Regions from separate parts of the Mus musculus genome. Here region 2 is linked to region 1. Evidence: chromatin loops called from intact Hi-C (ENCODE). Cell type or tissue: gastrocnemius. All regions are shown on one strand.

Evidence for each region. Peaks named below come from ENCODE experiments on the same cell type or tissue, not always from the same donor. Only the 100,000 strongest peaks of a DNase experiment are listed, where the experiment ranks them.
Region 2: a loop joins it to region 1, with 4 times the contacts of the local background. A loop is called at or near these places in 4 of 42 quality-filtered maps.

What each region holds. Positions count from the first base shown.
Region 1 is chr12:32,378,504-32,381,003 of GRCm38, forward strand. It overlaps Ccdc71l (coiled-coil domain containing 71 like), which reads left to right and starts at 286. Exons shown (of 1, transcript NM_001162903.1): 1 at 286-2,500. The coding sequence starts at 481. The coding sequence ends at 1,137. In gastrocnemius, a CTCF peak has its summit at 1,138 (motif pointing left); DNase peaks (open chromatin) are centred at 248 and 1,089; H3K4me3 peaks cover 2,500 bases; H3K27ac peaks cover 2,077 bases.
Region 2 is chr12:32,636,636-32,639,135 of GRCm38, forward strand. No RefSeq gene overlaps it. Among named protein-coding and RNA genes, the nearest start is that of Gm33380, 56 kb to the left of the region's middle. In gastrocnemius, a CTCF peak has its summit at 992 (motif pointing right); a DNase peak (open chromatin) is centred at 949; H3K27ac peaks cover 1,462 bases.

The DNA of each region.
Region 1 (2,500 bases):
ATGGATCCACCCAATGGTTGACTGGCCTTCCAGGGCCTCACCATCACCCACCACAGCCACCATGTTCCACGAACTGGCCTCTCCCCCATCAGTCCCCGCCCCTCACTCGGAGAGCACCCAATGGGAGGAGCTGAGGCCGTGGGAGGCGGGGACTAAGGCGGGCCCATTTAAAGAAAGGCTGAGGGCGAAAGGAGGCAAGAGAAGAGAAGAAAGAGAAGCCAGGGGAGGGGGCGGGCGCCGTCCAATGACAAAGCCCCGGGGTGGGCGCCCGCCGCTGCCGCCATCTTTAGCCCGGCCACAGGACAACCAGCGCGTCCTCCGCCCCGAGGGGGAGGGGCGGCGAGGCGAGAAAAGTAGCGAGCGGCGCCGGGCGGAAGGCGCCAGCACAGGCTAGCAGCGCCGGGCGGAAGGCGCCAGCACAGGCGAGCGCCGCCGAGCCGGGCGCGGACAGGGACGGCGGGCGGTCCCGAGCGGCCTCTGATGCGACGCGGCGTGAAGAGGCGGCGGCGCCGGCCCCGGGCTGCCTGGGGCGGCGGCTACGGAGCGGAAGGAGGGGCCGGGCTGGAGGCGCTGGAGGAGAAGGTGGTGTACTCGCGGTCGCAACTGTCGCTGGCCGGAAGCACGGAGGCGCTGGGCGACGCCTTCAAGCTCTTCATGCCCAGCAGCACGGAGTTCATGAGCTCGGAAGCGGAGCTCTGGAGCTTCCTCTGCAGCCTCAAGCACCAGTTCTCCCCGCACATCCTGCGCAGCAAGGACGTCTACGGCTACTCCTCGTGCCGGGCACTGGTGCCCGACCCCCCGGCGCCCGACAGCCGCCCCGCGCGCCGGCCGCGCCCGCGCGCAACGCCCAGGAGGAGGCGCCGTGGAGCTCGGGCTGCCGCGGACACCCGTAGGCCGCGCCCCGCCGCTGCGGCCGCGGAGCCCGGGCCTCCCGCATCCAGCTTCGGGGGCCGCACCCTGGAGGAGATCTGGAGGGCGGCCACCCCGACGCTGACCAGCTTCCCGACCATCCGCGTCGGCGACGACGTGTGGGGCGAGCGCAGCCTGGCGGTGGCGCGGCGCAGGGCGAGCCAAGTGCTGCGAGTGGACCTGGACCCGGTGGTGAGGCTGCGCCGCTTCCCGGTGCACCGGCTGTGATGCGCGCTGCGGCGCCTCCTGCCGGCCGCCGCCCGGGGAAGCTTCCGCGCGCTGGAACGGACTTATGTCAATGTCAGTCGAATGTTTACAGAACCGGCCCCCTTTGGTGCACTTTATGCGCGAACTAGGCCCCTGGATGCGGTGCGGCGCCGCGGTCCAGGATCGGGACAGGTGCGGCCCCCACGCCCGCGGCCAGACGGGACGGCCGGACCCGCGACAGAAGTCCCTTTGCTTCCCAACCCGGATGGAGACGTCTCCAGAACCTGGAGGGACACGTGCGTTTTCTCCCTCTCGGACTCTACCTCACCGGTCTGGAAGACCTCCGAAGACTTACAAATTTTTTTCTCCAAAGGAATTTTGTTTTCGTGCTTGTGTAATACAGCCAGAATTTTACTTGCTCCTGATTCCCCTTCTGTTTTCTTTTTGACTGTCAGCCCCACTTTCTGGACAGAAGATCGACTATGTTTCCTGGTGAAGTGCTGGTGTACGCTCAGGGTATTCTGAAGGCCACTCGTTTTCTAATTTTTACTGGATTCCAAAGCTTTGATCAAGGTCGTCTTTTAAGAGTTTCAAGCTTATGACTGTTAATGTAAGGATTTGTATGGCTTTGAATTTCATGAGCTCAGTGATTAACAAGAGATGCAAAGTACAACTTTAAAATAAAAGGTTAAGGTGTTTATATATAAAGTTTTATATTGAAAGTTTATATTTACTGAGCTCCTAAGTAAAATGGTAGAATATTCTTTAAAAGTTTTGTTTAAGAAAAAGTTGACTTACTCTATTCATTTAAATTGAATAAAATTGAAGTGTTTTGAACCACATGGCTTGTGATAAAAATTGAATAAATTTTGAAGAAGATGTTGGCTACAAGAATGACTGGAATCCAGTTGGAGGTGTTTGACCTCGCTTCCTGGTGTAACATAATATTCAGGATTGTTAATGGGAAGAGAATTAAGATGGAAGTTGCTTAGGAGAGATCAATACGTGTGGACATTGTGAATAAACAGATAAACAGAATACCCTTTAGAATTCCCAGAATTGTGAATGATCTATAGGGAGGGGCAGGGGCATTTCTTGGTACCATATAACTGGTCAACGTTATTTGGCAGAAAAGTAGATCTTAATTCTTTGTTGTTGAATAACAAGAAATGCCTAAGCTAATACTCATTGTATTTCTGAAAACCATGACAATTGGTTGACAGTTTGTCCTATGAGTTTTCTTTTTCTCTTCTTCCCATTCATCATTGTGTTTGCAATCTTTGATAGCTGAAGGCCACAGGAATCAAAACATGGAGCCACACAGTACTGACCCTTCTTGTACTTGTCCACTTTTATAATAGCGTGTATACCATATGGCCCAGAG
Region 2 (2,500 bases), 260 kb after region 1:
TCAGAAAGAAGCTTACAGACCACTTTATTCATATATATATATATATATATATATATATAGAGAGAGAGAGAGAGAGAGAGAGAGAGAGAGAGAGAAATTAAAAATATGGCTGTCTGGGAGGAGAACACAGAGTATTCTGTGTAACAGTATTTAAGAATAATAGGCCTGGACCAAGAAAACAAGAAGATTGGCTATAAAGAAAATAAAGAACTCATGGGCATTTGTGGAGTCAGATTAGAATAAAGATATCAAAGTAGAAATTTCAGAAACATACTAGTCCCTAGGTGACTTAACTGGCCTTTTATTTTTAAATGATCTATTTATTTTTATTTTGTATGTGTATTTATTTATTGTTTTGCCTGGATGTGTGTGTGTGTGTGTGTGTATATATATATATATATATATATATACACATATATATATAGTGTGTGTGTGTGTGTGTGTGTGTGTGTGTGTGTGTGCTTGGTGTCCACGGAGGCAGAAGAGAGTGTCAGATTTCCTGGAATGGAGTTATAGATGACTGTGACCTGCCATGTGGATGCTAAGAGGCATATGTGGACATACGTCATTCATTTCACTTTACAGAGTGATTATTTGATGCCTAATTGTTATCTGTTTGCAAAGTTGTCTTATGATTCTATACAGTATTTTGGATGCTAATGATAATCTTACCTGATTATTTAACTTTTAGGTCAATTAAACTTTCCATTAAAATTTGAAGACACTATCCAAGCTATCGCTTTGTAGGATGAAAAGCACACAGAATTCTAAGTGCCTGTGACTCTGTTCTTCCTTTTGCCCTGTGAATTCCTATCCCACAGCGTCGTTGGTGAGCAGGGAAGAAGGGGTTACATAGTAGCGGGGTATCTCTGCTCTCCTTTGATCTTTTTCACAGCCAGCGCTATGCTATGGCAGGGTTTGTGTTCTCGGAAAGGAATATTGACTTCTTAGTCCTTCCTCTCAGTTTAAAATTGAAATTCCTCATTAGGCCACAAGGTGGCAGATTAATAGCAGGGAAAAATTCAAGCACAAAAGCGGTAAAGAAACTTTTTCAACAGAAGAGAAATTGTGAACAAAGAAGGTCTTGTCTCCCCTCCGCTTGTGTGGTCCCTTCCATGATCAAAAGTTCCATTTGCTAAACAAACACATCCCTTTAAAAAATATCATCCCTTTGAAGCCAGGGAGAAGAGACTCCTCTACAGACTTGTTAGTAGTGTTTCTAAGCACACAACTTCCTTGAATCTCATTTGAGGATAGCCTGTGTACACCCACTAGAATGTCAAGCTTTCATCCTGTCAATCAATTGAACAATTGCCACGGAAGACTTCTTCTTCATGACCATATGCACTATCACAGTTGAGCCATGGCCTGTCTTGGTAAACTAACTTTCTTTGGGATTTCTGAGACAACTTCAGCTACTCCACACTGACTCCTGGGTATCTAGCCTCATCCCTCTCTATTCCCCACTGCTGCCACTGTCACTTCTTTGGATATCAGAACTGACCATGACTTCCTACTGAAAAGTCCACACCATTAGCCATGGGATGAAATATAAAGTCCAAAATGTGGCACACAGGGAACTTTCTAACCTGTCTCATAACCTGTACACATACAGACATACACTTACTAATTCAATATCACTGGCATTACTGCTGTGTCAAATATACCTCTTTCCTCATCTCGCTGGGTTTTATTCCATCCTTCCCTCTAGCTGGACTGCTCTTCCTCATCTGTGTCTGGCAAGTATCCAGTCCATGCAATGCCTTGTTCAACATTCTCATGCGAACAGTACCCTGCCTGCCTGACCCTCATGTTCTTGCACGGAATCCATCCTCTTATTGTACACATATCTGTCTTTCACACTAAATGTAAGCTCTTTCATAAAATAGTCAAGGACTGGGGTAAGTGTTGGGAAGAATGCTATTTTCCAAGTAGATGCTTAGAAAACACTATGGAAGGACTGCAGCATCTTATCTGGCAGACAGATAGACACCCATAGGCTCCAAAGACTTAAGTGGAAAAAATGGCATCAGGTGGAGACACCATTGGTGGTATTGATCCCTTCTTCATGAAAGACCTGGAGCCAGGAGGATTGGAATGGCTCCTGGCAACCCTGTACTCCTTGCAACTAGGAATGGTATAGATCCGTTCTCTTCCCAAACATCAATCCCCTTCCCACAAATTACACAATTTTTCCCTGTACCTCTGCTCGCCAAGACACAGTAGATTCCTGTATCTCCAATTTTAGTGAGGTAGGACTCTTTTCCCTTGGGGGTACAGAGCAGCTATCATTGTTAGCACTTGAGCTAATTGTAGAAATATTCTGTGACGTCTGAAGACAAAATTTGAAAAATTATACTGAACGATGCTAATATATCATTTAAAACTGGCGCATTTCTCCTGGGTTCCCTTGGTACTTTCTTTGTTGATTATCAGTGGAGATATATTAATTTCATGCTCACCACTACAATTTAAGATCAGAAATGGAACATCTAACAAT